3 separate regions of the Mus musculus genome follow, and all the other regions are linked to region 2. Evidence: chromatin loops called from intact Hi-C (ENCODE). Cell type or tissue: left cerebral cortex. All regions are shown on one strand. Links, peaks and the distances in the headings refer to the core of each region. The heading gives the core; the rest is flanking DNA.

What was found. Hi-C counts contacts between places; a loop is a spot of excess contacts. Peaks named below come from ENCODE experiments on the same cell type or tissue, not always from the same donor. Only the 100,000 strongest peaks of a DNase experiment are listed, where the experiment ranks them.
Region 1: a loop joins it to region 2, with 7 times the contacts of the local background. A loop is called at or near these places in 12 of 42 quality-filtered maps.
Region 3: it touches region 2 in a loop (8-fold over the local background); 15 of 42 quality-filtered maps call a loop at or near these places.

What each region holds. Positions count from the first base shown.
Region 1 is chr1:4,781,084-4,788,621 of GRCm38, forward strand. It overlaps Mrpl15 (mitochondrial ribosomal protein L15), which reads right to left and starts at 4,643. Exons shown (of 5, transcript NM_001177658.1): 1 at 4,490-4,643; 2 at 2,868-3,022; 3 at 1,485-1,650. The coding sequence starts at 4,594. In left cerebral cortex, for the core only: CTCF peaks have their summits at 4,582 and 4,788; a DNase peak (open chromatin) is centred at 4,670; H3K4me3 peaks cover 2,028 bases; H3K27ac peaks cover 1,105 bases.
Region 2 is chr1:4,853,954-4,861,491 of GRCm38, forward strand. It overlaps Tcea1 (transcription elongation factor A (SII) 1), which reads left to right and starts at 3,741. Exons shown (of 10, transcript NM_011541.4): 1 at 3,741-4,023. The coding sequence starts at 3,961. In left cerebral cortex, for the core only: a CTCF peak has its summit at 1,805; DNase peaks (open chromatin) are centred at 3,718, 4,446 and 4,610; H3K4me3 peaks cover 2,259 bases; H3K27ac peaks cover 1,872 bases.
Region 3 is chr1:4,803,077-4,810,614 of GRCm38, forward strand. Lypla1 (lysophospholipase 1) reads left to right here and starts at 4,747. Exons shown (of 9, transcript NM_008866.3): 1 at 4,747-4,906; 2 at 5,379-5,410. The coding sequence starts at 4,838. In left cerebral cortex, for the core only: no CTCF peak of the experiment used is centred there; a DNase peak (open chromatin) is centred at 4,713; H3K4me3 peaks cover 1,486 bases; H3K27ac peaks cover 1,179 bases.

The sequences.
Region 1 (7,538 bases), core at 1,693-6,692, 73 kb before region 2:
TGGGGTTTGGTTTCCATCACCCACACAGTGGCTCACAATTACTTATAACTCCAGTTCCAGGGGCTCTAATGTCCTCTTTTGAACTCTGTGCGTACATATGGTGCACATAAACATATAGACAAAACTCTTATATACATAAAGAAATCAAAAAAAAGTCTTTTAAATCTAATTGAATTTCCTGATATATTGACAGGTGAAACAAACAAAAAACAAAACAAAACAAAACAAATGAAAAAAAGGGAAAAAGCTGTACAGATTCACAGAGTATGCCAGCCGTCTAAAACCACAGCTAGAGTGAACCAGTGTTTTGGGTTTGTTTGAACTTTATTTTTATTTTGTTTTTTAGTCTATGTGTATGTGTTTTGACTGCATGAATGTCTGTGTACCATGTTCATACAGTCCCCGTGGAGGCCAGCAAAGAACGGAAGATCGTGTGGGACTGTAGTTCCAGTTTTGAGTACCATCATGTGGGACTGTAGTTCCAGTTTTGAGTACCATCATGTGGGACTGTAGTTCCAGTTTTGAGTACCATCGTGTGGGACTATAGTTCCAGTTTTGAGTACCATCGTGTGGGACTGTAGTTACAGTTTTGAGTACCATTGTGTGGGACTGTAGTTCCAGTTTTGAGTACCATCGTGTGGGACTGTAGTTACAGTTTTGAGTACCATTGTGTGGGACTGTAGTTCCAGTTTTGAGTACCATCGTGTGGGACTGTAGTTCCAGTTTCGAGTACCATCGTGTGGGACTGTAGTTCCAGTTTTGAGTACCATCGTGTGGGACTGTAGTTCCAGTTTTGAGTACCATATGGATACTGAGACTTGAACCCAGATTCTCTAGATGAACAGCCAGTGTCCTTAACCACTCATCATCTCTCCAGGCCCCAAGATGAGGTGTTGAGTAAGCAGTCCTTCAGATTCACCTTCCACAGTTTTTAGTTACTGGTTGGTGGCCATCCACAACTCCTAAGTCTTTATGAGCTAGGAAGGAAACCGAGAGCCTGTACAGGCTGAAGTGCAACTCCAGCACTGTTTAGGTTTTACACTGTGTGGAGGCCTCGTGTTGCTCCACCCCATCCTTCGCAGACACGAGTCTGACTTTATTATGTCATTTTCAGACTTTATGCAGGTACTCCTTATCTTACTCAATGAAGGCCCCAGTGTAGGACAGCAGCAATGCGGACAGCTCCGACATGGCAAAGAGGAGCCATAAAGTGTGCACCTGAAGTGAAGAGGTGCAAGGTCTCCATTTAATAGTCATAACTTAAGGCTACTAAGAACTATAGCAATTCATTTCTAACCTCCCACTATGCCTAACTTAATATTAATCTTTACTAGAGGTCTGTATGAAAAGAAGAAAATAGTGTCTCTACAGTTTGGTAATGTCCACAGTGAAGCATATATGTGGTATGTGTACATAATGAGAGTATGGCAAAGTATGTATATAGTACCAAACAACAAAACATACAAAATCCAATCTAGAGTTACCTCTTCAACCAGCTGGACTCCATAATCCCTCTTAAGCGGCTGGATGGTCACACCTCTCCCATTCACAAGCTGGGTTAGGTCAATAGGTTGAGTTGGATCAACTCGACCTAAATCAATGAGATACTGTAGTCTCCTGAGACTCAAAGGCTGATACTGGTGCCTGAAACTGCAAAGCAGGAATGTAATAATTAGAAAACACCAAGTAACCTTCCTGTATCCTCTTCAAACCAGCACGCTTTCCAGTGTTTTCCTTCATAATTTCTGATGGTCTAAAATAAATTTATAAGCACAACACAAACACATAATAAAACACCAGTGCTTCCTTTGGTCCACTAAAAAAAATTTACCTCTCTAAACATTTACTTCACTCATGGACACAAGTAACTCACAGTTTAATTCAAGATAATATCATAAGGTGCTGGAGAGATGGCTCAGCATTTAAGAGCACTGACTGCTCTTCCAATGGTCCTGAGTTCAATCCCCAGAAACCACATGGTGGCTCATAACCATCTGTAATGAGATCTGATGCCCTCTTCTGGAGTGTCTGAAGCCAGCTACAGTGTACTTACATATAATAAGTAAATAAATTTAAAAAAATAACATCATAAAATAAAAATGGTACCCACTACAATGTGCCATAAACATATTATATATGCATACATATTATATACATAATGTAATATATATATATATACATACATACATAATATATATGGGGATGTTTGTGTATATGTATCTAAATATATCTATATTTCAAATATATACCCATTTAAAAAGGTAATATACAGGCTGGTGAGATGGCTCAGTGGTTAAGAGCACCGACTGCTCTTCCAAAGGTTCCAAGTTCAAATCCCAGCAACCACATGGTGGCTCACAACCATCCGTAACGAAATCTGATGCCCTCTTCTGGAGTGTCTGAAGACAGCTATAGTGTACTTACATATAATAAATAAATGAATCTTTAAAAAAAAAAAAAGGTAATATACATGGAAATAAAAATACATATGGCAAGATACATTTACCTTTTATATATAAATATAGATACAGATATATATAGATATATATAGATATGGAAAGATACATATACATTTTTCAATTGTTAATCATCTAAGGAATTATGACAGCAAGCACTATCATCAGCATGTTGTTGGTCTGAGTAGACTCTGTACAAATGTGCTTTTCTGGGGGCATAGTCATACAGTGACACAGACAATAGAGGGTAAGTTACATTACTAAAAATTATTCAAAGCAACAGTACCATAAGTGTGTTCCTAAATAAACATAAGGTATCTACCAAATTACTTGTGTACTTCTTAGTGGAAATTACGATTTGTACTTAAAAAAAACAAAAAACAAAAAACAAAAAAAAAAAAACAACCTTACCTATGTCCTTCATTAAATCCATATTTTGGGATTCGTATGTAAAATGGAGTCTGCCCTCCCTCAAAGCCCAGCCTTGGCCGGGTTCCTCTCTGCCTTTCTCCTTTATGGCCTCTGCCACACTTCCTACCTCTTCTCCGATCTCTTGGACGTCTTTCCTACAAGAAAAAGTGAGTTTTAAGATCTTCAGATACATTTCTGAAAACTGTCTCATCTCATAGCATATTCCATATTAATGCTGTTTATCCATTGCACCAGAGGTAAAGTACCGTGTGCCAAGCCCTGCTCTAGCTGCGTGCTCATCTTTATACTCCACCAACATAGTTCTCTCAGAATGTAGCTGATCCTAGTAACCAAAATACAAGGTGAAACACAGGGCAAAGTTCTAAGGAAGGGATGGGATCCAACAGGAATAACAAGCTCTACAATAAGCTAGGTCCCTGTAGTGATTGCTATCTGCTAGGTTGAGGCAGGAGGATTCAAAGTTCAAGGCCTGCCTAAGCTACAAAAAAAGGGCAAGGCCAGCAACCCCCAATTTTCTGAGAGTCTGTCTCTGAATAAAGCATTTAAAAATCGGGAAAGGGAACCAGATGTGGTGGCGCATGCCTTTAATCCCAGCACTCGAGAGGCAGGGACAGGAGGATTTCTGAGTCCGAGGCCAGCCTGGTCTAAAAAGTGAGTTCCAGGACAGCCAGGGCTCTACAGAGAAACCCTGGGGGGGGGGGGGGGGGGGGGCGGTGAGAGGGCATCGGGAAAGGGTTTGGGATTACAGCTCAGTGGTATAGTGTGCTTGAACAAACAAGCTAAGGGCCTAAATTTAGTCTTCAGGAAAAAGCAGCTGGAACGGAAAAAGAAAATCCTAGAACTAAACAGCCAAAACGAGGCTTGAGTGACATTAAATGTTTTATTTTTAAATTAATCGTAAATATGTAATTAGATCACATATGGCTAAGGAAAACTCCAATTTTTGCTAGGGACACATTCTAATTTCCTAAATTCCTAAAAGATAAGCTCCTGGCAACTTGTCCCCCTCCACAGAATTGTAAAACTGATGTGAAATGATTAATTGCTTCGGTAAAGTTCCTCATGTAGCTGTAAGTTCCCCAGAAATAAAGTAATTGCGACCTTTCAAAGCCCTCCACCTTCTACCCCTTTAACCTGGGCCTAAGGGGAATTGTGGTTGGCTGCACTATAACATTAAAAAATTGGCTAATTACAACTGGATAGAGTCGGGTAGTCTTTCGGTGTTCTCTAACTCCGTAACATCTTTCCCTTAATTGACTTTGTCAACCGCCCCCCCCCCTAAAAAAAAAGCCGTATATTAAGTTACTGTAAAAGCCGAGCAGCCGACCCACAACAGTTTTCTAGTTGCACCCTGGGTTGCACATTGGCCAGCTGGAATGTAGAAAAAACACTGGGATTTTTATAACGACGATAGGCACTTGCTAAGCAGTTCAGTTTAAACGCAATTTTGGATGAATCGTCTGCAGTTCCCGAGTGTGTACCCTCCGCCTGCTTAGCATCCTTAACACTGGGCGCACGCGGAAGGGAGCCAGGCGCCCGCACGCGTCCATCGCCAGAGTGACGCGGCCCCTGCACTCCCCGCACCGCCGCCAAGCGTTTACCCGTTTTCTGGAGTTAGGACTGGGCTTCAGGTTGGCCAGGCTCACTCTCGGCAAGGACCGCAGCAGGTCCAGGCTGGTCCCGCAGCCGCGCGCCGTGCCAGCCATGACCCGCGGTGCTTCAAGGGCGCCCAGGAAGCGGCGTAGACTCCGCGTTGCTTTACGGCTCCGCCCGGCCCCTGTCGCGCTGCAGCGGCCGTACTGCCCCGCCCCTGTCGTGCTGCAGAGCGACCGCATCCGCGTCGGTAGGCTATGTCTTCCAGCTTCCAGGCTTGATGTCTTTTTACTTCGGGGAACTGCATCAACTTTTGTGAGATCATGCTTTATCCTCTGGCTTTGGTACCATTTTGTGAACGAAAACTGTTCTCTTCTGCCCTGTAATGACTGAACACGCTGTACGGTAAAAGTGGGGCCTCATGAAGCGAAAAGTAATCCAAAATGATGTGAACAGGTTCAAGCTTTGAGACTCTGGTAATTCAACTGTTACAGTGCCTGGCTCTAGAATTAATTGTCTAATTAGGTTCAACCTAATAGCGTGCCTTGCAGTTAACGATGGGGGGTGGGGCATACTTAGCTCCTGGGGTATGCCAGAAACTGAGTTAAAGTTAGCCTTACTAGATTCATATAAACAACCACGCTAGAAGCGAGGTGTGGTTTTATGCCTATCAGATCGACCCAGCTGTCACAGCAGATGGTATAGATAGGATTCAAAGCTAATGAACTTAAACTGCCAAACATATATTTAACTCTCCAAATTAAATGATTTTTAAAACTTGTCTTAATACAAGTAATATAGAAAACAATGTGTTCATTTTTATATTCTTTTTCCGTTCCACTGTCTTGCTGGAGAATTGCTCCTACCAAGCTCTATCAGTTATATAGTGAAGGTGAGACAATTTAATAAGCAGCTGTTTCTAACTCAAATAAACCTTTATTTTTATTTTATTGATTCATTGTGAATTTCACATCATACACTCCAGATCCACAATCCCTCCGTCCTTTTTGCCCTTGCAAACCCCCCCCCCCCCAAAATAAAAATAAAGTTTAGGAAACCTCATCGTGAAGCTGTCGTGTGTCACAGTGTGTCCTACAGTATACCCTTTTGTCCATACATTATTACTTGCAAATGTACATTGCAATGAGTCATTGGTCTGGTTCTAGGTCTCTGGCTTCTGCTACACCAATATTGGATCCTCACAGGGACTCTATTCGGTTATCCTGCTATTGTCCTAGGTCACTGAGATCCTGCAGCTCTGGATCAGCAGGACTAGCTAGCCCTTTCACATGTTCCAACAGGTTACACATAAGGTAGATATCGGGGTGAGCTACTCAAAACCATGGATTTGGGCCTGGGGCCAGAGCCTGCTGGTCATTCAACATGGAAACCACGACTTGGGGTATGAGGATGATTATAGGAAAGGCAAAAAGAAGATGGAAGAGACAGATATGGGAGGGCTACAGGTCAATACCACCACTAGCAGCAAGTTTACTTTCTCAGTGTCTTTTAAAGGCTAGCAACAGAAAGCATGACCAATTCCAGGAAGTTAAACAATGAACATGAACATTTATGTGATAAGTGTATGGTACACACTATCCATGTTTGACTAAGGCCATTTCCTTCAGGCTTGGACAGTCTCTCAAGGACATATGTAAAAGCAGAGGAACTTGGCAGGATATAATGCATGTCTTAACTAAAAGCAAAAGCATGTTAGCAGACTCATTCATGATTAATTACAAGCAAGAACTCAGCCAACATTAACTCTGGAAGTGCTCCCCACATGTCCCCTTTTTATCTATGCAAGCCAATGAAATTGAGGAAAGCCAAAATACTGTGTTGCATTTCTTGTAAGGATACATTTTCTTTATTGTATGGTTTATGTGATGTCACTAATATTAATCAGTCATAGTGGAAATGGTCTGTAGCCAATTGTATGCTGTTTGTCCCATATGCAACATAGTAAGCATAGAAAACTATGAGAATGAATTGAAGAGTGCCACAGACTCTCTTTGGTCACTGTCTGTGTGGAACAGGTCTCTGGTTGCAGGTGGACAAGGAGTTGGCAGGAATTGACAGACTCTACACAAGGGAGTGTGGATCTGAATGTAATTTGTCAAATTGAGCATCAAACTTTTTATACAGAAGAAAATAGGGAAGTTGTGTGACACACCTGCAAGGTACAAAGAGGCTACTGGATTCTTACAAAAAACAGGAATGCAAACACAGAAGGACTGGCAGGAACCAACTGGGATAAAATTCAATGTTAACAACTGGGATCAAAGGCAGAGGCAGGCAGATTTCTGAGTTCGAGGTCAGCCTGGTCTACAAAGTGAGTTCCAGGACAGCCAGGACTACACAGAGAAACCCTGTCTCGAAAAAAAAAAAAAAAAAAAAAACAAACAACTGGGATCAAAAACAGCTCCATCTAAGGTCCACTTAATTTTAGAAGCCAGGGGCAAGGGCTTTGTGGCCTTGCCATAGTTCCTACTCTAGTCTATTGTATAGTCCACCTTCCCCCTAGGCCATTGTAAATACTTGTGTATGGGTGTAACTCAGCTATCTATAGTTCTAAGTATCTACTCTGGTTCCTTTTTCCTAGATAATGGTAAATTCCTGTGTAGGGCAGTGACTTAGCTATCCATTCCCAAGGTCAGATCAAGGACTGCCTAGAATCTAAGTTACCTATATGTCAAAATATCAATCCTTAGGAGCACTTGTAATAAAGCAATATTAAGGGAAAGCACACAGATCTGTTTACCAACTAAAGCAAGGACACTGGAGCATTCTCTTTACAGGATGTCATTATTCCAGGAGACTAAGTTTCCATGAACTTTTCGCCTCAGGACAGCGCCCAGGTTTTCAGGGTCTGTGCGCTTGTCACTACTGGAGTGGATGTAGTGAAAGGAAATAAAACTTGAGACCTGTGATTCATGTAATTTATGTCAAATAGCCCAAAGAGTTGTTTGTGAGCTTTGAAACCTCAGACTGAGAACATAGCAGAACAGGCCAGAACATGCCCGGGTAAGCCCGTCATTGAGACATTCCTGAGGCTGC
Region 2 (7,538 bases), core at 1,593-6,592:
CAAATAAGCTAGTTTTAGTTAAGCTAGTAAAATTCACGCTCCTCAGGCCTCACACAAAAGTAACATAATGCTGACTTCTTTTTTAAATTGTTCTCTCTGTTCTAGTTTACAAGTAACTGACCGGAGTTTTTAAAATTATTTTTTAATTTTTGCTTTCTTCAGCCTTTTCCTGCCTATATAACAGCTCTGAACATGTGTTTTTCCCTCTCCGCAGAATGGAGTTGTACTGACTCTAATAAGGTGCTGCAGTCAACTGAGATTGTAATTCTGACCTTCCTACAAGAACACTTTTCAACTGTATCAAACTGCATGAGAAAACACCCTTTTGAAACAGTCTAAGAAACCAGTATTACCAGCCAAGGAGGACCAAGGCCACACTATAGGATCCCATTCTTATTCAGTAAAGTCTAGGCTATCCAGAATGTAAGAGTGGCTCAACATACAAAACCAATCGTATGTATGTAACATTAATAGTGTTAGATTCATTTATTTTTAAACAGACATAGAGAACGCAGGAAGAAGGACTTGGGTGAATAAACCATATTTATTCACATCAATAACATCAAAGAGGCATCTTGTCACCCATGTGTTCGGATGTCCAAATGGGTGAAAAGGACATAGTCCGTAAGGGAAGCTGGGAAATATCTAGTCCTTCAGCAGGAAACTAGGAAAAATAGCACCTAATTATCTCAACACCAAATTACGATAGAAACAAATTAGAAATAGGAACATCGTGTGTCTCTAAAAACCAGTGGACATTATACTCCACAAAGGAAAGAAAGTTTTCCCTGTACAGTCAGAGATAAGGAAAAGAGAACTGTTTTCACTTGTATAGTACAGCATGCTGAAAGCTGTAGGGTTCTAGCTGTTCCTCTTCAGACACTGACTGACCAGGTAGACTGCAGTACTGTGAAGAGGCTAGATTTCTGCATACTCACCTACACTTGGGCTAGTTCAAGCCCTCTGACAGAATTCCTTCTCACCCACTTTGTCTAAACTAAACTCTTGTGACTAATAGATAACCTTTTCAGATCTTAGCAGACCACTAGCTTCCATCGACCCAAAAGCTTCATCGTGCTGAAACCACCACTGACATATCCACCAATACATTTGAAATTTGCCTTGATTTATTACTTTCTCTTGTAGAACTACAAACTTTGGTTTTTTTAGACAGAGTCTCTCTGTGTAGCCCTGGCTGTCCTGGAACTCACTCTGTAGCACAAGCTGGCCTCGAACTCAGAAATTCACTTGCCTCTGCCTCCCAAGTGCTGAGATTAAAGGTGTGCACCACCACGCCTGGCCTTGAACTATAAACTTTCATGAAACTGCTTCCACTTTGGAACATGGAATTTGGAATAAAATAAGTCTGTGTTCCTGGCCATGGTAACTCAAAATGCCTCCAAAATAAGCTATATATTATTTCCTTTGAGATGAAAGCTGTGGTTTTTACATCAACAATGTTATGCTTAGTTTTGTTTTGTTGAGATAGTGTTTCTCAGTGTGTAGCCCCCTGGGGGAGGAGAAAGAAAACAACTAGCTCAAGAGCCTAGCCAGGGTTAACTCAAATCACCTTAACTTTGCCTTAGGCAGCAACATCACCACCTGCAAGGCTATTGTTTACAAACAAAGATGCTAGCTAGACTATTGAGCCATGGAGATCAACCTAGTACTTGGGTGGAGGCAGGAAAATAAAGTCAATCTTAATTACACAATAAGCTTGGGTGTTTTCACCCTGGGGGTGGACCTAGGTATTGTCTACCCATTCCTAAAGTTCCAAGGACAAAACAATTCACTCTGGAGAACCTATGAGTTTATAAGGCACAGTGCATAGATGATCCTAAAGCAACCACAAGGGGAAGTCTGCACCTTCCCCATCCCCGTCACCTAGATATGGGCTCCTCTGTGGATAATGCAGCCCTGTTCCTAATCGTTTCCAGCCTACAGACTAGCCCTTCCTCTGAAACCTGAGGCCATCCCCAATTAGGGCAGAACTGCAAACAACTAGTTGGAAGGGATGGCTGGATATGTGGGTGAGGTCTAGTGATCCTCCAGGCCTACCTCTATGAACTTCAACAGTCAACAAGCTCTATGATGAACTTCCCAAGCAGGCACAACTGAGCTCAGAGTAATAACAGCTCTTCCGCTCTATGTTCCTGATGATAAATGATGGAAAGCTTGGAAACTGTCAGGGGTCATAATGTACAGCACGTGTGGTTCTGTAAACACCTCGTACTTGAAATCAGTTAAACTGGATATGGTGGTGCTCGCCTGCAATCCTAGCAGGATTTTATGGATAACTTGGGCTTCATAGATAACTAAGGCAAGCATAGGCTACAAAAGACCCTGTCTAAAAACAAAAAGCTAAAATGGTAAACTTTGTTTCTCTTACAACACTTAAAACTTAACTTGAGGCTGGGGAGATGGCTAAGTGGACAGGAGTACTTGTTTTCCAAGCATGAGTGCCTGGGGTTCTGAGATGGAATTCCCAGCACCTGCAGAAAAAAGCTGGGCATAGATGTGCATTCCTGCAACCACAATGCTTGGGAGTCTAAGAGAGGCCGATTGGGGAATTTGCTGGCCAGTCAGCCTAGCTGACTTCAAACTTCTAATTCAGGGAGAGACCCTGTCTCAAGGCAGTGGAGACCAGATAGATATCTTGAACCATAAAGGGCTTTATCTTAGTATAGAGAGAATCTTAAGTGGTAAATTTTGGTTAATGGTAATTAACTTTGAAATGCTGTTATGCATAGTGTGAATTGGTAGTAAATGGTTTAACTGGACACAGACCCACTTTCTCATCTGCAAATGAGAAAATGTTGTCCCCTCTTTTTTTTTTTTTTTTTTTTTTTTTTCCGGTTTTTCGAGACAGGGTTTCTCTGTGTAGCTCTGGCTGTCCTGGAACTCACTTTGTAGACCAGACTGGCCTCGAACTCAGAAATCCGCCTGCCTCTGCCTCCCAAGTGCTGAGATCAAAGGCGTGGGGCACCACTGCCTGGTGATTGTCTCCTCTTTATTACCTCACAAGGAAATTGAAGGAAAAGGACAAAGAAAATAAATGAAAAGCATGAGTTATGGGTGAAAAATGGTACTGAACCATTTACTTTCAATAGAAACTGATTAGTCAAAGTGGAATTCACTGTTACCCTGGGGAGCTATACTTTATTTGATCTTAAGTTTAAAGTGTGAAAATGCACATTAGTTATATGCCACGGCCTTCTATCATGCTTGGTGACAAATGTTTAATTTGACACGACATGTGTTTTAGTTAACTTTTTTCATTGGAAAGAAGATATTTTGAGTCTTAAAAGTCTGTAATGTTCATTGGCTCCTGATTTATTAACTTTCAACACATGGAACAAAGTAAAAACAATCCCAGACACTATACATGTCATTTTTTTACCGTGGCTTTTTTTAAGTCACAATTCTCAAGGCCGTCGTCTTTTTAGTCGGTTTTCATCAGCAGGCTAGATGGTTTGAATATCTGAGTCCAAGAGTGAGCCTCAGTGCTCATGCGCTTTAAGCCCTCGGCAATGCCTGTCCTGCGTCCCAGAGAACGCTCTGCCGGAGGGGTTTCGATGGAACTCGTAGCAACCTACCGCCTACTGCCTGATCCCTCTGGCGTGAAAGCCGGACTCCGTCCAACTCCAGCTCGCCAGCAACGCGAGTCCGGATAGGGCCGGAAGTTCCAGACTGCTGGGGGCGGGAATAGATTAAAAGAACAGCGCACGCCTGAGCGAGCCACTTCTACTTTCCAGTCTCCTGCGATCGATTCGTAGTGCCTGTGTGGCGCGCGCGGTGCTTGACTGGCACGGCCTAGGGGGCGGAGCGCTTATCCCTGCCGCCGCGGGCCGGGTCTGTGAGGAAGGCCTAGGCCAGCGGCTTCGCGGCTTGTCCAACGTCCGCGCAGCTTCTCTCGCTTCCCGTCCGCTGTGGCCGGGCGAGGGGAGGCCTTCCGGAGCCATGGAGGACGAGGTGGTTCGCATTGCCAAGAAGATGGACAAAATGGTGCAGAAAAAGAATGCGGTAAGCGGGCGGGCCCGGGGCAGGCCGCGGCCGAGTCCGCGACACCGGCCCACGCGGAGTCAGTCAGGGCCGGGCCGGGCCGGGCCGCGCCGCGCGCCCTCCGGGCTTTCAGGTCCGTGCTGCCCACGGCCGCAGTGAGCCCAGGACTGAAGCCCTCGACGCTGGGCTGAGAGAATGTACGGTGGCCGCCGCCGGTTACCCCAGAGCGGCTTCGCTGGGTGCCGCGGTCAGTTGCAGACGGGCCGTAAAGTGTGTTTATCCCAGCTCTGCCTTACACCCACTTGGTAATCACAAACAGAAAATACGCCGCCCCTTGGCAAGTCGGCCTGCGTGCGATGTGCCGGGCAGCCGGCTGCTGCTGCTCCGCGGGTATGGTGCTGAGGCTGCAGCGGGACGGATGACATCCTCTGTTCCTTGATTGGTCTGTGTGGATGTGTCCCTCGGTGTGTACCACTTTCCATCCCTTTGCTTCCACACTTGACCTCTCCAGCCAGCTTCACTTGAATCTCTTCTTCCAGACGCAGCAGGTTTGCATTATCAAAACACCAGAGACTTTTGCCATTTGTGAAGTAAAAGCCGTGCAGAGATGCTAAACGTTTGTGCAGTGAGTGCTTTAGAGTTACGCGCCTCTGCAGAATTCTTTTTATGAGTCAAGAAACTGAGTCAGAGCTAAAGTGCTGTCGCTTAAATACTGTGTAGTTTTGCTTGAGCTAGGAGCTCGCTGACTTTCCACTCGCTGCCAGCTTAGGATTTAGTGTTAATACCAAATAATGTAAGACTTTCAGACGCCCCCGGTTCCTCTTTCTTAAACAGGTGTGTTGACCCGCATTTAATTTCATGCCCCGTTAATCCGTATGTACGATTTTGGTCCTTTCAAATATTTCCTGTTTGTTTTCTGTTCCAGATATTAGCCTGTGTTGTTTTTCTTTCTTACTGATTGAGCTATTTCATTACTTGATGCAGGTGATGAGTTCTGGTTATATGATAGGTTAAACATTTTTTTTTTTTTTAAATTGGGAAACCTCTCTCTGGCTGAAGGTTCCCAGATTGCCACAGAGGAAACTCGCAAGAAGAAAAAAGTCATTAACTTCGTAACTTATTTTCCCAAATACATCAAGACAGACTTCAAGTCATTCTCAAATCTGATTTCTGGTAGTGCAAAACCATAACTAAGATGAAAATTTGTCTTGAAAAAGAAGACAAAGCTGTTTTTTTTTTTAATTGCTTTTTCTTTCATTTTCCAGTCCTGAAATTCAAACAGGCTGATGAAATGCAAAGAAAGATCAAAATGATACTCAATAAATTCTTGGGCCAGGCATTGGTGCTGCACGCCTTTAATCCCAGCATTTGGGAGGCAGAGGTAGGCGGATTTCTGAGTTCGAGGCCAGCCTGGTCTACAGAGTGAGTTCCAGGACAGCCAGGACTATACAGAGTCTCAAAAAAAAAAAAAAAAAAAAAAAAAAAAAAACCGCCCAACCAAACAAACAAAAAAATCTAAAATTTAAAAACCTGTGTGTGGGTGTGTGTGTGTACACAACTAGGTCAGAGGACAACTTGAGGATTTCTTTGTGTTGCCCTTGCTCTCCTGGAACTTGCTCTGTATATTAGGCTAGCCTCAAACTCAAATCCTTCTTCCTCTGCTTCCTGAGTGCTGGCATTATTGGCCTAGCACTGAACTCACTTGTTAAGCCTTTACCTATTGAACCATTTCTTGGACTCCCCTCCTCCCCCAAACACTCTCTCTCTCTCTCTTTTTGAGACTGCATGTCATAATGTCCTGCTTAACTAGGACCTTACTCTGTAGACCAGGCTGGCCTTAAACTCCCAGAGATCTGGCTCCTGAGTGCTGAGATTAAAGTCTTCAGGCCACTGCCATGCCCACCCCCAATCCCTATTTTTTCTTTTTTTTGTTTTTGTTTTAAATATGGCATCTTGCTATGTAGCCCAGTCTGACCTGGAACTCTTGTGATTCTCCTTACGTATCTTTATAAATGTGATGAACTGTGACAGCAGCTATTTTTAAGTTACTTCAGACCATAAAAATGGAAACTGCTTGAAGCATGGTAGTTGTCACTATTTTTTTTTTAATATATAATTGCATTTTAATAAAATTGTAGAGTAGGTATCAATTAAAACCAGCTACCATTTTTGAACTAGTACTCCAAGCTATGTTTTTTTCTTTTTGTTTTTTTGAGACAGGGTTTCTCTGTGTAGCCCTGGCTGTCCTGGAACTCACTCTGTAGACCAGGCTGGCCTCGAACTCAGAAATCCACCTGCCTCTGCCTCCCAAGTAGGCATGTGCCACCACTGCCCAGCTGTAGTTACCAATCTTAACCTCATTCATTATTCAGATAATTTTGCTGGGTTAGTAGTCCCATCCTGACTAGTTAAGAGCTCTTGAATCTTATATATTTCTTTACATATCTTGAGTAGATGGCTGGAACTCTAGGCACAGCCACCATGCTCAGCTTACTATATCCATTTTAAAGTTCAATCTGTACCTTGTTAGATTTCATTCTTTTCTATTGCAGAATAGTACTTCATTATACCGATGCATATATCACATTTTGTTTCACCCTCACTTGTTGTACGTCTGTGCTGCTCCCACTTTGGGCTATAAAACTAATGGTAATAATCTTATATCTGTGTTAACATGTTTTCATTTCTGTTAGGTATATACCTAGGAGTAGAAGTACTGAGCTGTGTAGTGTCTATGTGTAACTTTTAGTTTTAATCCTGGGGCTGGACTCTTCAGCAAACACTGTACCTACACCCTAAACTTAACCATTTGAGAAACTGTTCAAAAATAATCCAATTCTTTTTTTTTTTTCTTCCCACGAAATGGCTCATACCATTTCACATTGCCATCAGGATGTTTGATTGTTTCTAACTCTCCATATTGTTTTAATATTTGTTGATATTTGTCCATTAAATTACATCTTGTAATGAAATGTTATGGGCATCTTTTCTGTATTTACTGGAAATGTGTCTGTTTTGGAGGAACATCTATATGGTGCCTTTATCTCCCCCTTTCCCCTCAGCTGTCTCCTGTGTCAGGTGTTTTCTGTGTTATAATACTTCACTGTGTACCTGACCTTTTTATCTACTTCCTAGCTATGTTACTCTCTTCATTATGTGAGAAGCTTGAAAAGGACAACTTTTTAAATTAGGAAACAAGAGTATGGCTTTAAATCTGGGTCTGGGATAAATATAGCACATGTTTCTACTTGTAAGTCCCTGTACCTCTTTTTGTATGTGGAGAAGGTTGTTTGTAGGCTATAATTTTATATAGACTAGGTTTCCTGCAATTTTGAATACTTTTTTTGTAAAAGCACTTCTGCTAGCACTCCTAAAATATAATCAAATACTAATGTTGTAGTTAATTTTGCAGTCAGTACTGTGAACTAAAGGTGACTTTAGAAGTTATAGTCAATTCTTTCTTTCTCTTGCATCATCTATAGAAGATGCTGTAATGGACTTGATGCTAGGAGGTAGATAAATGGGAAGGGATGAAA
Region 3 (7,538 bases), core at 1,693-6,692, 51 kb before region 2:
CCACCACGCCCGGCTCATCTAAGACTCTTTCAGCCCCAGCCTACCTCCCAGGTGTACCCCGTTCAAGTAGGCTGCAGGCAGGCATACAACAGAAAGAGAAATAACAGAAGGTGTACATATTGGGAGTGGCAGAGGCAGTATTATACTGATTTATAGGCTGTGGTCAGTGTAGTCCAACAATGGCAGCCTCTTGATGGAAAGGTCAAGGATCTAGTAGCTGTTTAAGCCACTGGATGTCTCAGCAGTCTGAGTCTGGCACTGTAATCCTAGAGAATTGTTATACTTCAGTCTATGTTGGAACCCCAAAGAAGCACATCCCAACGCCAGTGAAGAAATGCTCATTGGCAGAGCAGATGAACTTGTCAGTGAGAGTGAAGACAAACAGGCAAAAAGCAAAAGCCTCCTTCTTCCATCTTTTTGTTTGTTTATCTTGTCTTACAATATGGGGTCTCACTGTAGAGCTCCAAATAGTTGGAACTTACTATGTAGACCAAACTGGCCTCAAACTCATAGAGGTTCACCTGCCTTTGCCTCTCAAATCCTGAGATTAAAGTCATGTGCCACTATATTCTACTTTTTTTTTTTACCACCAGAAGATGTGGCCCTGATTTAGGGCGAGTCATCCCACTTGATCAAATTATCCAGCCAAGAAAATCCCTTATAGCTATGTCTAGTTTTAGATTCCAGATGTAGTCAAGTTGACAACTAAGATTAGACATCACAAAGACCAGTCATTACTAGGTCTTGATAACAGTCTACTTTTGCTCTCACACAGATTTGAGGAATCTTTCCGGGACCTTCATACACAATGCCCTATGGAACTAAGTGAAACCTCTCCGTTGATAGCAATATCAAGAACATCCAAACTCTTCCTTGCTAACTGGAATGTCCACATGGATTCTGCTTTCTTTATAATACTTCCTAAAGCATTCTCAAACACAAAACAACAGTATCTGGTTCTAAGTACAGGGATAAGCTCTTTAAACCTAAAATAAAACCAAACCAAACCAAACCAAACCAAACAAACTCTCTTTCTTCTACTTCAACAACCTCAGCCCATTTATCTGGCAATATAATCACTAATACTTAACACATAGCTAGTATCTTTGATCCCTGAATATGTTCTCTAAGATCACAAAACATCTCAGCAGTGCCAGTCCTTTGAAAATGAGTGTTGGAGGTTCAGAGGCACTCTGCAGCACTGAAGGGAGACCACTATATAGCTTTTGAAACACCCTTGCCTGACAGGAAGCAGCTGCCATGGAAATGTTTAGACAACATCTTACAGTTGCTTCTTACGTGGCCACTCTGACCTGTAGTCTCTGGATTCTCTATTTCTTGTAAAATATCTGAATACCTCTACATGATTATTTTACCATCTTTGTGACTTTCAGAGTTACAAAGTTTAAAAGTCATCTTACAGAAAATTTAAATGTAATTGTTATTACATAAAATGTATAGTTATTTTAGTGGGAATTACATGGTAGATTAATTCTGAGAAAATTGATAATTTATATAATATTGGATCTTCCTATTCAGTTGTCTTTTCTTCACCTAGGTAACAATACCTTTCTTGATATAGGTCTAATACTTTAACATTTTGCTTATGAAAAGTAAAATTACCTCTGTTTGCAAATGTTACTGTTAGAAGACCATAGAGTCTCCATCTAAATAACTGTTTGAACAAAGTAACAAATTCAGTAAATCTGCAAAATATAAAGTTAACATACAAAAACTAGTCGCATTGATATACACTCACAACTATCAGAAAGGGAAATTAAAACAACATTTGTGATAGCATGAAAAACAAAAACAAAAACAGGGTGGATCAGTGGGTACAGGCTCCTGCTGCCAAGCCTACAACCCGAGTTCAGGCCTTGGAACTCACAGTGAAAGGAGAGAATCAAGTCCCATGAGCTGTCTTCTGACATCCGCATTTGTGCCATGGCACAAGCATGCACACATACAATCAATACATGTCAAAAACCGTAAAAACAAAATACAAGTCAAAAGTACAAGTCAATCTAGCCCAAGATTAAATTCTGTGTGCTGATAATGTTAATGAAAGCAGACGGGAATGCATACGTAGAAATATATCCCTTTTTAAAAAAGATTTATTTATTTATATTTATTTGAGTATACTGCCACTCTCTTCAGACACATTAGAAGAGGGCATCAGGTCTCATTACAGGTGGTTGTGAGCCACCATGTGGTTGCTGGGAATTGAACTCAGGACCTCTGGAAGAATAGTCAGTACTCTTAACCACTGAGCCATCTCTCTAGCCCAAGATATCCTATTGTTATGGATTGAAAAATTAATATTATTAAAGTGCTTATATTACCCAAAAAGACCTACAGGGTCAAGATACTCATCATCAAAAGTCCTAAGGATTTTTTTTTAACAGAAATGGAGGGGAAAATAAACACTAGACCAAAAATAAACCAGTGCATGTGAAGTCAACTAATTTGACCAGAACACCAAGATTCTTAAATTATTAGGAAGGTAAGTTTTATGTATTAGTCTATGCAAAATAAAAACAAACCCCACAGTAATAATGGAAAGGGTGGGAGGATGGAGTTTATGATCTTGATTATCATAATTTCACAGGTATAGACTTTGCTGCAACTTGACCAGCATTTTGTCAATCATATTCAATAGTGTTTTACAAATCTTATAGTTTTAAATCTGTATTGTAATGTTTTGTATTGTTACACAATTAACCAGCTTTTGCTTATATCTAGAAATATACTCTTTGTTGAGGCCTACCCCTCCCCTAGCATAGCTATAGCCATTTTGTTCCATGCCTGCCAGCTATTTCATATTGTTGCTATAACATGCCAGCTAGTCATTGACACTGAAAAATAACTGGACTTAGAGCAAGGTCATGCTGATCACATACTCGCATATGTTCTGCATGAGGTTTGTTATCTTAAGAAATTCCACAAAACTTTATGTAGGACCTATCAAATCAAAGGTCAATATGAACTGTTCTGTCTAAAATGGCTTGAGTTGGCGCTGACCACTGGGCAGCACTTCTTGCACCTGTGTATGAGCTTGTGTGTGTGTGTGTTTCTTATAAGCTGACAGAGAAAGATATTCGTAGTCATAGCGTCAGCCTCTAAAATCTGAGCTACAGCCCTGATCGATCAGTCTTAGGGTGTACATTCAATAATCCACCCCTGACTGACTGAGATTGGTGTTTGTGTAGTTTGTGGAAGACTCTTGGACTCTCAACAGTTTTCTATGGGTATACTGACCTAGTATGGGCTATACTGATGAATTTTCTTGTTGGTCACTTTACTCTTCTTTCTTTCTTTCTTTCTTTCTTTCTTTCTTTTCTTTTCTTTTTCTTTTCTTTTTTTTTTTTTTTTTGGCTTTTTGGTTTTTCGAGGCAGGGTTTCTCTGTGTAGCTCTGGCTGTCCTGGAACTCACTCTGTAGACCAGGCTGGCCTGGAACTCAGAAATCCACCTGCCTCTGCTGGAATTAAAAGCGTGCGCCACCACCACTGGGCTTACTTTTTCTTTTGTACAATCACATGATCTGAATAATTAACTATTTTTTTTCTAAATTTTATATTTACTTCATTCCCTTACCCAGGGAAGAAAGAAACCATTCAGAACAGAAGAAACAAGCTCATTGGAGGATGTAAAACTCCAGAAAAATTGCAGGAACTGGAGATTTTGAGATAGGAAAAGACACAGATGACAGGCACCCCAACTTGATGTATTCTTGTCCTCTCTAGTGAGATAATGGTAGCTCCTGGAATTCTACATATTTCATCATAGAGAAACTTACTTAACAGTGACTTGGATCATTTTATGTTCATAATGAGAGCTAAAGACAGTTGTGTTTTCTTTTAAAGTCACAAAGAAAAGACCTAACAGTTTGACTTAAATATAGTGGCATTGCTGGGTGTGGTGGCAAACACACTCAGGAGGTAGAGTTAGGAGTTTGAGGCCTGCCTGGTCTGCAATGTGAGTTCCAGGACAACCAAGGCTACACAGAGAAACCATGTATCGAAAAAGCAAAAAATATATAGAGGCATAAGCCTTGTGAATCACATTACTACCATTTTGGGGGAGGGTTATCAATTTAACATTTTTGAGAATGTTTAAACTTTTCAATATTTAAGGGCAAGACTGATTTAAAACCGTTTTGAATAAGACTCCAAAATCTCTCAGGACCTAGATTTTCCTGTGTAATTTAATTAAGTCTTTTAGTCTTTAAGTCTTAGTTCACAAACTCCTTTCCAGTCAAAACTGTATATTTGGTTTCCTCACTGAATTGCAGACTTCTGAAGGTCATGACATTTTGACCTTAAATGTTTGCCATGAACCGTTCCCCAGTTATACATACTATATATGCAATAAATTCAGCGCTGTGCAGAAGGGTGGCGATTTTGCCCCGTGTTCAAAACGGCTATATTTCAATGAATACCTGTCCTTTAGTTAATAACGTTGACCTGCCTGGGGAAGTGAAATCGGGAGTCACGCGTCAAGCGCGCAGGGGACCACAGCAAGAGCTCGCCCCGCCTAGCCGCGGTCCCAGCAGCGGTCCCTGCTACCTGCCGCTGGTCCAGGCACTGCGGGCGTGGATGGACAGCGAGAGGTTAGCAGCGGCCCGCACTGCTCCAGCGCGGTGCGGGAAGGCTCACTATGACGCGCACGCGCGGCCGAATCGGGGCGCGAGCTCGGGGCCGAACGCGAGGAACAGTGCAGGGCGGCGCGGGGGCGCGCACGCGCCTGAGCGCGCGCCCGGAGGGGCGGGCTGGGACTTTCGGCTGCCGGGAGCCCGAGTTCCCTTCCGCTTCCGACGCACTGTCCGCCAGCCGGTGGATGTGCGGCAACAACATGTCCGCTCCGATGCCCGCCGTTGTGCCGGCCGCCCGGAAGGCCACCGCCGCGGTGAGTGGCGGCGCCCGGGCCTGGGGCACCAGCGAGACCCAGGCCGCCGCGCGTGGATGCGTCCGCGCCGCCCCGCGGGCTCTCCGGGGTCGGGCGGGGAATCGGAGCCGGCGGGGCGCCGCCTGCCTGCCTAGCACTCTCACCCCCACCCCTGAAGCAAATTCCGAGGTCCAGTGCTGAAACAGCCGACCTGCAGCGGGAGTGTCTGTCCTGCCGCAGGAGCTCAGATTAACTTTTGCTCCCGGAAACTTTTGTGATGAAAAAAATTCGACTTTCGTGACTTGACTTTAGAGACAGCTGTCTTTTATCCGACTGTGTGAGACCTCTGAGTGCTAAAACGAAGGGGTATAGAAATTAAATAGCTTGTGGAATAGTGTTCTGTTGTAAGTTTTTAGGTCCTTCATTGGGTTTTATAACTTAACAAAATCTGTAACAGTCCAGTGTGTGCTTATTTTGTCTTATTCTCTTTTAGGTTATTTTCCTTCACGGATTGGGAGATACAGGGTAGGTGCCATTGTTAGTACCTAAGGAGATGGGGTCGTGCAGCTACTTACTGGTCAAAGGGTTGTATGCTGAAGAAGGCTGACATTGTAGGAACAAGTATTTTCTCAAGGAGATCAGCTTTTCTGCTTACAAACACCCACAATTTCCCCCTTATCTTGAGTTTCTCGTCTTTGAGATTGTCTCTGGAACATGTTAAAATTGTTAACTGCTCTTTGGATGTGAATTGGATACCAGAGGAGTGGAATGTTTGCAAAGGCAGTGTGCAGTTTTGGAGCAGGTTGAGAAAGACCGGTTGATTCTGTTGAGAGAAATAGCAATAACATGAAGCATAAGTCCCAGATCAGAGTGCAGATGATCCCTTAAAAGAGAAAAATCAAAGAAGGTGGGGCCACAGCTCAAAGATTAATTTGGTGGCTTATCAAACCCATTTTGCTTTTGTGGTTCTGGAGAAGAAACTTGAGGTCAGTGTGTGCCGTGTGGACACTTCACCAGTCCCTGACCGGACTATGCAGCACTAACTTTAGCTTAGGATTTTCTGTTATTAATCCTTGGGTTGCCTTCTGTTTAATTGAGTGATTATCTGGCTGAAACTTGTGTTGTATAAGATTGTCAAACTTTTACAATGAAACTGGGGAGATGGTTTAATGGTTCAGGGCATAGGCTGCACTTAACCAGCCTGCGGGTTCAGTTCCAAGCACCCACTTAGTGGCTTCCAGCTCGCTGTAACTCCAGTCTCAACAGATCTGACCCCTTTTCTGGGCTCCACAGGAGTCGCATATATGTGGTGTATAGGCATACATGCAGGCAAAGCATTTGTACACATAAAATAAATATAAAGGTTAAATTTTTAGAACTTGATTTTATTTTTTTTTTTGTTTGTTTGTTTGTTTGTTTTTTTTTTTTTTTTGGTTTTTCGAGACAGGGTTTCTCTGTGTAGCCCTGGCTGTCCTGGAACTCACTTTGTAGACCAGGCTGGCCTCGAACTCAGAAATCCGCCTGCCTCTGCCTCCCGAGTGCTGGGATTAAAGGCGTGCGCCATCACGCCTGGCAGAACTTGATTTTAAAAAAGTAAATTTTTATAAAATAGCCAAGACATTAAGTGATTTTTTTCAGTGAGTTATTAACGCCCGTTGCTAAATACTCAGGAGGTTGAGACAGGCAGTTTTCTTGACCCCCTAGAGTTTGAGACTGATGGGGCAACAGTGAGATCTTGCTTATGAATGAATGAATGAATGGAGACATTGGACTAGACTAATTGTCCCTTTCAGGTACTAACCATATCTCACTCACTTTCCTAACTTTGGAGATTATGCCAGGTAATATGGTATTAGGTGATGGCTAGGTTTTGTTTTGTTTTGTTTTTAACTACATTTGTTTTGTGTGTGTGTGTGTGTGTGTGTGTGTGTGTGTGTGTGTGGACACTTTAGAGGAGTTCGTTTTCTCCTCCCATCACATGGGTCCCCGGGGATTGAATTCATTGAATTCAGGTTTAATTGAGTGATTATCTGGCTGAAACTTGTGTTATATAAGACTGTCAAACTTTTACAATGAAACTGGGGAGATGGTTTAATGGTTCAGGTATTAGGCTGCACTTAACCAGCCTGCAGGTTCAGTTCCAAGCTGAAAGTTCCTTAAACCACTGAGCCATCTCACCACCCCAGTTATTATCTTACTTTATTTTTATTATTATGATTTCATTGATGTATCCAACGGTGGCACAGAATTAACAGATATCTTGCAGCCTCCACCTTTGATAACCTTCAAATTAACCTTCTAGTTCTAACCTGATGTTCAACTAAGTTTTCCTTTTAGTGGGTAATTTCTTTTTCCCTTTCTTTCTCCCTCCCTTGCCTTGACATGCACAGCTTTGTTTGTTTGAGATTGTCTGTGCTTGCCTGAGCTCACTGTAAACCGGCTTGATCCTAACTTGTGATCCTCTGACCTCTGCATTCCCAAAGCTGTGTTTCCAGGTGTTTGCCACCATGACGTTCAGTCTATGGGAGCAAGAGTTCTTTTGTGTGTGAGTGCACATGTACAGGTACATGTGGAGGCTGGAGAATAACTCCGAGTGTTGTACACTGTTAACCTTTAAAATTTGTTTTTGTTTTTGAGGCAGGGTTGGTCGAAC